Regions from separate parts of the Homo sapiens genome. Here region 1 is linked to region 2. Evidence: chromatin loops called from intact Hi-C (ENCODE). Cell type or tissue: B cell. All regions are shown on one strand. Links, peaks and the distances in the headings refer to the core of each region. The heading gives the core; the rest is flanking DNA.

Region 1 (5,379 bases), core at 83-5,082, 1.6 Mb before region 2:
TGAGCCCAGTAGTTGGAGACCAGCCTGGGTAACAAAGTGAGACTCCCTGTTTCTACAGAAAATGCAAAAATTAGTCAGGCGTGGTGGCGCACGTCTGTAGTCCCACCTACTTGGTGGGCTGAGGTGGGAGGTTTGCTTGAGCCCAGGAGTGCAAGGCTGCAGTGAGCCATGTTCATACCACTGCACTCCAGGCTGGGCAACCAAGTGAGACCCTGTCTCAAAAAAAAAAAAAAAAAGCAAATTCTTGGGCCCCCTCCCAGACCTATTACATCAGAAACTGTAAGACTACGCCCAACAATCTGTGTTTTAAGAAGGGCTGTAGGTGTTTCCAATACACACTAAGGTTTGAGGACCGCTGTCTTAAAGCACCAATTAAAGCTATTGCTGATAGCTCTTCTATTAGCCATAACATTTTCTGGATATGCAGGGTTTAAACCCTGGCATGCATCTCTCTAATTCAGGCTTATTCAGGAAGGTGTGATTGTCACAGCCCTCTCTCATATCCTAGCTAGACTCTTCCAGGTTCTTGAGACTTCAGTGATGATTTTTAAGCTATTGTATTCTGGTGATAGAGTTGGCAGCTGCTAGGCAAGCCTTTGGCATCCAACTCCTTGACCTCTAATTTTTCTCAAATTCACCGAGGACCATAGAGAACAAGACAGGGAATGATCTGGTGTGGCTCAGGGGAGGCCAGAAGTGGGCAGGGTCTAGAGAAGTGAGACACAACTTCAGCTGCGTCCTGGAGCCACAAGGAGAACTGTAAAAATTATTGAGACCTGGGTTCTACCCCTAAATATTTAGATTGATCGATATTTAGAACAGGGTCTTGCTCGATTACCCAGGCTAGAGTGCACTGGTGTGATCATAGCTCATTCAGCCTTGGACTGGACTCAAGTGATCCTCCTGCTTCGTTCTCCCTAGAAGCTGCACCCTCAGGTATTTTGATGTAACTGAGTTTGGGGTATGGTGTGGGCATCAGGTTATTGAAAGATGCCTCAGTGATTCTATGGGCAGACTAGGCTGAGAACCACTGGAAGACTTCCTGGTTTGTTTTTCTCTCCTTCTTCTAATGCTAATCAGGCTCTTCATTATATACAGGAGAATGAAAAGGAGTCAGGCTTTTGGGTGTGATTTCTTGATCATCCTGAAATTCAAACATGTCAGTTACTCCACAACGCAGGGAAGAGTTTGAGGGCTTGACATCTGACATGTTTTCTTTCATTTTACCATCTTAACTATAAAATTGTTTAAATAATTTGCACATGGAGTTCACATAATTGACAAATGAAAGAATGGGGCATCTGACTGTGGTCCAACATACTTCATGACATCCTGAGTTTAGTAGCATTCTCTTGTCATTGTTTTATTTCACATTGTATTACTAATGTGACAGTCTTTCAGTAAGTTTATAATACTTTCTTCTTCTAACTTTAAAAGCTAGAGCTTGGTTGCAGTTTTATAACATATTTTTGTGTTTATTAATTAAGCTTTAAAAAAATTTTACTTTAAATTCCAGTGTGCAGGTTTGTTACATAGGTATATGTGTGCCATGGCGGTTTGCTACACCTATCAACCCATCATATAGGTTTTAAGCCCTGCATGTATTAGGTATTTGTCCTAATGCTCTCCCTCCCCTTGTACCCCCCCGCCACGACAGGCCCCAGTGTGTGTTGTTCCCCTCCCTGTGTCCATGTATTGTCATTGTTCAACTCCCACTTATGAGTGAGAACATGTGGTGTTTGGTTTTCTGTTCCTGTGTTAGTTTGCTGCGAATGATGGCTTCCAGTTTCATCCATGTCCTTGCAAAGGGCCTGATCTCATTCTTTTTTATGGTTGCATAGTATTCCACGGTGTATATGTACCACATTTTCTTTATCCAGTCTATCATTGATGGGCATTTGGGTTGGTTCCATGTCTTTGCTATTGTAAACAGTGCACGTATGTGTTGGTTGCACATTTGTTTCACTTTCAGAAAAAGAGAAGTTAGCTAGTTTGCTTCCTGGAGAAGCAGAGTCATTTCCATTTAGTGATAATGCCCTGAGCAGGGATAATGGGGACACTGTGCTGCCCAGCTGTTGGGGCTGCCAGGCGTTACCTCAAACATTTCTTCCCATTTACAAGGATTTCCCCATACATCCTCACCAGATGTGTGAAAGATGAATCCCAGATGTGTCTGCGTGAATATTGTCAATAAGTATTTGTAAGTGACTCTGTACACTGTGCAGTTTATTATCAAGTGATCTTAAGATTTTTGGATAAACAATAAAGTGAAGTATTGCAGCTTAGTTTCATCATTCACATGACTGACCACTTCCATTATCTCTTTAAAATGCTACATTATCTGACCAGAGAGAAAGAGAACTGGTGAAACGGAGAGAGACTTCCTGGGAGAGTTTGTGTTGCGGTCACTTGAGATGACTGTGACTTGGCCACCTAACAGCAGGGGCTTCTGCCAAATCTGCAGCTTATGAGGCTACCAGCCTCGGCCCTCACACCCAGTGATCTGGGAGTTTGGTCCCATGCAGGGCATGAAGCCACGCAAGACTGACCTTCACACACCTTTCTGCTTCTAACCTGTTGTGTTCCTTATTTCTTCTTTTCTATTCTTTTGCTTGTTAATGCCTCTCTCTTTGCCCTCTAACCCTGTGTCCTATTTCTGTCTTCTGTAGCTTTGCTAGTTTTACCTCTAGCCCCACCTCTTTTACCCTGAAATATGCCCAAATTTAGATAAGGAAGTAAAGTAGCAGTAAAATGAGGAAGTTATACCAGGCAGATTAACCTTCTGGGGAACAGCAGAGAAACAGGCAAGTACAGAGATGGGGGAAAGAGAACAGGTGATGGATGAAGAAAATAACAAAGACACAAATACCTGGCCCGTGTATGGTGCTTTATGGCTCCTAAAGCATTTTAACAGTTCTTATTTCATTTACTTTCATATGAACACTATGGGCTAGACAGAGCAGAAGGCCTACTTTTTTGGCTTTTAGGAAATGGAGAATTAGAGAGGGAGGGAATTCTTCCCAGGCCCCAAGGGTGCAGAGGGCAGCAGCCAGTCTCAAGCCTAGCTCTTCTGAATTCAAATCCTGTCTTCCTTCCACGATGCTATGGTTATGTCCTTGGAGTCCTGGAGCGCAGCACAGGGAAGTACCCCTGTGTGTTCTGGAGGGTTCACCTCCAGACTTATTTCCTGAAAGAGAGTTCTGCCTTCCTCCACAGTGGCTGGACTCCCAAAGTTGTAAAAGGTCACTTTCACCCAAGAAGCCCAGGATGCCGCCCGCAGGAAATCTCCATGGACGATTATGGGCCTTAGTCAGTGTTTCTTTAAACACAGTGGTTTTAGGGGGCCCCATGTCCACTGCATTAAGAGTGGCTGTTAACCCATAGGCCATGGGAGGGACACCTGTCATGTTTTGGGGGAAATCCCTTGAGCTGCCCTCCGCATCCATACTTTTGTGGCCTTTGGCACCTCCTCTGGTTTCCACCTTGTTGGTGTACACTTCTGATTTTCTTCCTAACTCTTACCTTGTCACCTTGGCAATCCACTCCTGGCTGCTGATCTGATTCTATGGCTCATCTTTGTTTGCCAGCTCACCTTTTGATGACATTTGATTCCTCCTTGCACAAACTCTTGGAGCTGATCCCCAGTGTTTTCAACTTTCCTCCCTTTGACATCCCAGACTCCCTGCACACCTGGTTCTTCCCTTAGTTTCTGTCAATTCTCATTATGTGGAAACTGGAGTACTAGGGTTGTCTTAGAGAATTTTTCTGATCAGACCACCAAGAGTAGTTTGATGCTGTCCCCTCTTACCCTGCACCTAACACCCTCTCATGCTCTCCCCATTTTTAGATACACTGTAGAACTTGCTTGCCTGTGTGCAAACTGAAGGATGAGCAGAGAGGTTTATTGCAGTATTGTTGGAAACACAACAGAACCTAAATCTCTGTCAATAGGAAAAGATTATAATACATTCAAACAATGGGGAAAAAAGCTCTCTATACAGTCATGGAATGATCTTCAAGATAAAATTTTAAGTGAAAAAAGCAAGGGGCAGAAAGTATATAAATTGTGCTACCATTTGTGTCAAAAAGAGAAAACAGGAAACAATACTTATACTTGTATATGCATAGAGTTTCTCTCAAAGGAGCAGAAACGGTGGTTACTTCTGGGCAAGGAAACTGAGTAACTTGGGGAAAGGGTGGTAGCGAAACTTCCTTTCTGAACTGAGTACCATGTGCAGATTACCTATTCAAAAACTACTTAAAAACAAGGTAGAACACTTTGGAATCAACAGAGATGTGGAAATAGATGGGACCTTGGGGATCACTCCTTAGTTGTACAGATTAGAGCATTAAGTCATCAAGAGAAAAGTAATTTGTCCAAATTCTATAAGTACAAAGTGGCAGAGCTATGACCAGACCCTCATCTGTTATTTGTCACCTATGCTTGAGGAAATGCACCTTCAAAACTCAGTAGAAATTAACAATATAAATGACAGGATTGCACCCCAGGGCAAGGGCAAGACATTCAAGATTCAGTTTCTTCATCTGTAAAATGTGGGCAATAAAGTTGTGAAGATCGAATTAGATAGCACATGTGTATCCTAGCAGCTAGCACATACTAAGCATTCAATACATCCCAGTTACTGTAATTTATTATTTTGAAGCTATCATAGAGTTGGGGGGAGAGAGAGAGAGAGAGAGAGAGAGAGAGAGAGAGAGAGAGAGAGAGAGAGAGAGAGAAAGAGAACAATCCCTTGATTCTCATTTATTTAAATAGCCACTAGAGAATCTGAGAGAGCAAATGATGCTTAATGCAGAAAACATATGTGAGGGCATGTGGGAGGGGGACATTGCAGAGAGAACTTTCAGCCTCTTTAACTCCACCGTTCCACCAAGGGCCACCTGTGAACAGCGTTGTCTCACGCTGAAAAGTAAATGTACACAGGCCAGGACCATCTGGTATGCTTCTTTCCGTTTCTCTTTTATTCCCGATTGTCTAGATGTCCCCATTATTCTTGTTAGCTTGTTTCCTTTCCTATTTTCTCTTTTCCCGGGGCCACGGGTCAAATGGTGACTAAGATGCAAAGTGTTCTTCTAGGGACTTCATTCACCTTCCTCAGAGAGGTGCTGAAAAGACCCTGTCCTTCTGGGCAGCTTTTCTGGCAACGCATCTGAGCTGAGGAGCCTTAGCAAGAGCCCCAGTAAAGCCGAGGTTTCTGGGAACCCTTTCCTCTGTCCTGCCTTGTGCCAGAAAGCCACCTCCTAGTATAGGCGGAGGAATGGGAGCAGGAGGTTCCCTCTCATTCACCACTTTATGGCCAAACTTTATGATTTGCAAGCATTGCATTCCTCCCTGAGGGAGGGAAAACACTGTGTGGG
Region 2 (5,379 bases), core at 79-5,078:
ATACAAAATATTCGAACTGTGCCAGGTGCAGTGGCTCACACCTGTAATCCCAGCACTTTGAGAGGCTGAGGCGGGCAGATCACTTGAAGTCAGGAGTTCGAGACCAGCCTGGCCAATATGGTGAAACCCTGTCTCTACTAAAAATACAAAAATTAGCTGGGCGTGGTGGCGGGTGCCTGTAATCCCAGCTACTTGGGAGGCTGAGGCATGAGAATCCCTTGAACCCAGGAGGAGGAGGTTGCAGTGAGCAGAGATGGCGCCACTGCACTCCAGCCCGGACGATAAGAGACTCAATCTCCCAAAAACAAAAAACTCCCACAAAATATTCCAACTGGATAGTTAGCCAGACACATCTGAAATATTTTCATTTCATCCTCACAATTCAATAAAATGACACTCTTATCTGCACTTTACAAATAAAGAAACCGAGGCTTAGAAAACAAGTTACTTTCCAACGAGAACACAATAGGCAAATGGAGCCCAGATTTTAACCTCACTCCAGAGGCTCTGCCACAATTATGCTCTACTGCCACAGTTAATCAACATTCACTCAATTCTGAGGTCAAAAAACATCCTTAAGACAGGCAAAACCGCCCACCTGCACCTAAACGTTCCTCAAAAAACCACTAATCTATGCAGCAAGAAAATCTGACTTTGATGATACACCACTATTAAATCTTAGATTTAAATAGTAAGTAAAATATGGTGTGGCAACCCCAGAGTTAGCACTCAACAACGGCAAGAAAACAAAAATTTAAAATGAACTTTGTGGACATTTCACTGGTCTCAATAAATAAATAAAATGAACTTGCTCCTTCCAGTCATCAAACCATGCTATCCTTGGTCAAACACCCATAGCACAACCACTCTAAGGAACTTTGGGTCTCACCTGCCATTTTTTGACCATGGAACACATTTTGTCACGGGTAAGATCCATGCCATGGAAGTTAGTCAGGCAGTTTTTACCCTGAACATCTTCAGTAATCAGCTTGAATTTTCTAAATGCAACTTCATCATTCTGCAAATCAGCAAGACTCACTTCAAACACACGACCCTTGAGACCATCAGATGCAATTTCTACAAAAGAAAAAAACAAGTATCTTAACATTTAGGAACCATATAAGCAAAGTCAAGCCTGTAAACTGAGGGTAGAAATTAAGTTAATGGTAAATTATAAAGACCTTAACCTTTGTTATCAAATCTATCCAGACACCAGTGACTTATCAACAGTACTTATTTGAAGCTCAGAACTACCCATGGCACATTTTCTTAATTCAAAAAGCACCATCTTGCTTCTCTCCAAGTGCTGTACTAAAAATGATCACCACAGGTGCCAAGGCTGCAACCAAGAGCTGACATTTCCTTAAAGTCTCCCACCACAGGACCAACAACAGACCAAGATGCCTGCTACAATATACAAGCGCCAACTTAAGGAAAATACAAACCAAGAATAAGCTACTTACTGGTTCCTTGGGTCCTGGTGACGAGCGTCTTTCCAATATTTCTTATATTGAACATAGCAGGTGCTTTCACATCATACCAATCTTTCTTAGAAAATGGATCAACCCTGGATTTTAAGAAGATGCTTAAGTTCCATTGCAGATCAATTCTTACTGTATTTTTCACTGTTAATGGTATTTCCCATTAATATTTTAAAAAGCTAACCGGCAATTTGATACCAAAGTATATCTCACAGTGAGGTGAGGGGAACAAACATAAATCTAGCTCTTCCCACTGTACGTTTCACTGCATGCATCAGACTTTGAAAGGTTATGTCCACTTCCCACCCTCATCGGTCCATCCACTACACAGGCACTTAGAATAACATGCATCGGTCCTTCCACTACACAGGCACGAGTAACATGCAATCTCATTAACTTTGCTGGCACGTAATGGCATGTACTGGTAACTAAGAGACTGCATGGCCCCAAAGCTTAGCAGGAGCTCGCAGATTCCAGCGGGACCAAGCAAAGGCGAGATTGACGGGTCCTGAATGGATAGAAGGGTGCTTTCCTCAACTCCTGCTGTCGCAGTGCCATCAAACACTCGCAGAATTGAGGCAGCTCGTGAGCCCACAAAACTAACATTCCAGCCGAGTCGCGCCGGCAAGCCGGCTCAAACGCGACGCGCGCAAGGACCAGAAGGCCTGGGAAAGGCAGCCGACCTGCCGCTACTCAACACCGACCCTCCAGGCCGCGTTCCTGGGTGCACCAACCCGCCACGGCCCGCACAATCCGACTGGAATCCTCGCCATCCGGCCTACGCCGCGATCTAGGACCAGCCCGCCGATTCCAGCAGACCCCCAAAAAGCAAGACGCCACGACAGTCGCGACTTACACTTTCTTCTTGGCTCCCTTTTTGCCGCCTTTCGTAAGGCGCTTGTTCTTGCCAACCGCCATGGTGCTGGTCAGAGAGCCAAAAGGGCGGAAGTGGGAGTCGCGCGAGAACTTAGGCGTACGGGGGCGGGGCGCGCCGTCTACGTGACCTTTGCCCTGTTATTCTTCCGGCCTCAAGAATTCCGGGACAGTAGAGAGCGCCACTCTTTCTACTGTGGTTGCGACATCGCCATCGTGTGTGGGGAGGCCGCGCGGCATGCCGCGGGCTCACTGGAGGCTGCGCTGTGTAGACCAAGGCGTCGGTGGCCTGACGTGCAGGCGTCTGGTTACCTGTGGTTTCTGTGGCTGTGACGTCGGGAAGTAAGTTTCTGTAAAACGAGACGCCCACTCAACATCGTTCAAAGCTGAACTCACCGTCTAACCCCCAAACCTGCTTTTTGAGAGCATTGGCTTTGGAGTCAGTCAGCGGATCTGATTCAAATGCCGGTTTCAACAGGGCTTTGCTTGAGACCGACCTCTCCACGCTTGTTTCCTCATGCGTAATATGGGGGTGATAAAACGGTCGGCTTCATGAGGTTTCATAGGGCTAAATGAGCATCACTCCAGAGATGCTAGCGACGTTCTGCTTGTTGATGTGGATGCTGGTTCATCTCAGGTGTTGTTGCTTTGTGAACATTCACTAAGCTCTACGCTTATTTGTGTCCTTTTCTATATGTCTGTTATATATTGATTAAAAGGTTTTTTTAAAATAGAGTGAGACCGAACTCGTTGGCTCACACCTGTAATCCCAGCACTTTAAGAGGCTGAGGCAGGGGAATCAACTGAAGCCAGGAATTGGAGACTAGCCTGGGCCACACAGCCAGACCCCGTCTTTACAAGAAAATGATAAAATTAGCAGGGCGTTGGCCGGGCGCGGTGGCTCACGCCTGTAATCCCAGCACTTTGGGAGGCTGAGGCGGGCGGATCGCCTGAGCTCAGGAGTTCGAGACCAGCCTGGCCAACATAGTGAAACCCCGTCTCTACTAAACATACAAAAAATTAGCCGGGTGGGTGCCTGTAATCCCAGCTACTCGGGAGGCTGAGGCACGAGAATCTGAGCTCAGGAGGCGGAAGTTGCAGTGAGCCGAGATCGCGCCATTGCCTGGCCAACAAGAGTGAAACTGCGTCAAAAAAAAAAAAGTGAGATCTCCAAATGTTTCCATTTTTGCAACTAATCCAAACCCGCCTCCCCCATTTTTTTTAACTGTAGGGGTTAACAGAGCACATCCTGGCAAGGTGTGGCTGGCTAGCTCAAGTGTGCAGCCCTCGGAAAGCATCTGGCCCATACAGGCTTGGTACTCAGCCAGTGGTGTGTTGAGTTCCCTTCTCTAACTTCCCCTCTGGCAGAAAACCCTGTGACCAAGCCAAAACCAACCCTTACTTACAAGGCCCCCTGCAAGCTTTTAAACTTACAATCCCTTCCAGTCCTGCTAGCCTCCATCCCCTACCTCCCACTACACCCACCCCCCAAGACAACCTTCCTAAACCTCTAGTAGGGTCCTGAAATCTTTCAGTAATTCCATAAATCTCAGTTGCCTGGAGGATAAATTCAAAGTCTTAGTTTCATAATAGTATGAATGTACTTAACACTACTGAACTCTACACTTAAAAAAGGTTAAGGTAGCCCTGCCAGGTGTCTCAGGCCGCTAGTTCCAGGTATTCGGAAGGCAGAGGCAGGAGGATCACTTGAGGCTAGGAGTAGGACTCCAGCCTGGGCAACATAGTGAGACCCCATCTCTTTTTTAAAAAGATGATTAAGATGGTTAATTTGGCCAGGTGGTGGCTCATGCCTGTAATCTCAGCACTTTAAGAGGCCAAGGCAGGAGGTTTTCTTGAGCTCAGGAGTTTGATACCAGCCTGGGCAACATTACAAGACCTAATCTCAACTAAAAATAAAAAAAAATTAGCCCGGCTTGATAGCTCATGCCTGTAGTCCCAACTACTCGGAAGGCTGAGGTAGGAGGATCCCCAGCACTTTGGGAGGCCAAGGCAGATGGATCACTTGAGGCCAGGAGTTCGAGACCAGCCTGGACAACATGGTGAAACCCCGTCTCTACTAAAAATACAAAAATTAGCTGGGCGTGGTAGTGCACACCTGTAGTCTCAGCTACTCGGGAGGCTGAGGTACGAGAATCGCTTGAACCTGGGAAGTGGAGGCTGCAGTGAGCCGAAATCACACCACTGCACTCCAGCCTGGGCTGGACAGAGTGAAACTCCATCTAAAAAAAAAAAATATATATATATATATATATATGTATGTATATGTATATATTATGGGCCCCCAGTCTGCCTACTCCAGCATAAAAACCAAACTTACCTTCTTCCTGGTCTGATTCCTCTTTCTGCCCAAGAGTGAAAGCCACAGGGAGAGACCTTAATGAAGTCAGCTGCATCTAATTTATTTTAGCAGCACCAGCACCTAAGGGATTTGTCAGAGGTCTGTATTTCAATCCTCAACTTTGTTTTGTAGTAAAAGCTTTAAAAATTTTCTATTAATATTTTTCTGACCCTTTACATTAAATGGTGCAATCAGCAGTTTTAATGTAATTGTGTTGAATAAAAGTTAGGGGGTGTGAAATTAGTTTATTGGGTCTCAACCATCATTTAATATTTTCAGATAGAATAAAATGGAACAGGCCAGGCACGGTGGTTCACGCCTCAGCATTTTGGGAGGCTGAGACGAGTGAATCTTTTGAGCTCAAGAGTTGGAGACCAGCCTGGACAACATGGCAAAAAACGCTGTCTCTACAAAAAATACAAAAATGAGTCAGGTGTGGTGGTGACTTGTGGTCCCAGCTACTTAGGAGGCTAGGTGGGAGGATCGTCTGAGCCCGGGAGGTTGAGGCAGCAGTGAGCCATGATGGTACCACTAAGTGAGACCCTGTCTCTAAAAAAATAATAATAAAATGGAACAGAAAAATGTCAGAATACATCAAACCTAGTAAGGTGTCAATATTGTTTCATTGGCTGGGTGTGGTGGCTCACGCCTGTAATCCCAACACTT

The links. Peaks named below come from ENCODE experiments on the same cell type or tissue, not always from the same donor. Only the 100,000 strongest peaks of a DNase experiment are listed, where the experiment ranks them.
Region 1: a loop joins it to region 2, with 14 times the contacts of the local background. A loop is called at or near these places in 3 of 110 quality-filtered maps.

What each region holds. Positions count from the first base shown.
Region 1 is chr4:152,660,646-152,666,024 of GRCh38, reverse strand. All of the region lies in intron 1 of TMEM154 (transmembrane protein 154), which reads left to right. Among named protein-coding and RNA genes, the nearest start is that of TMEM154, 17 kb to the left of the region's middle. RefSeq lists a silencer at 37-96 and enhancers at 2,192-2,271, 2,362-2,431, 5,053-5,102. In B cell, for the core only: no CTCF peak of the experiment used is centred there; DNase peaks (open chromatin) are centred at 2,094 and 2,714; H3K4me3 peaks cover 3,134 bases; H3K27ac peaks cover 5,000 bases.
Region 2 is chr4:151,096,673-151,102,051 of GRCh38, reverse strand. It overlaps RPS3A (ribosomal protein S3A), which reads right to left and starts at 2,424. Exons shown (of 6, transcript NM_001006.5): 1 at 2,338-2,424; 2 at 1,464-1,567; 3 at 890-1,077. The coding sequence starts at 2,399. RefSeq lists enhancers at 1,501-2,084, 2,105-2,664, 2,085-2,669, 1,968-3,167, 3,445-3,514. In B cell, for the core only: a CTCF peak has its summit at 2,592; DNase peaks (open chromatin) are centred at 2,571 and 3,571; H3K4me3 peaks cover 2,385 bases; H3K27ac peaks cover 3,649 bases.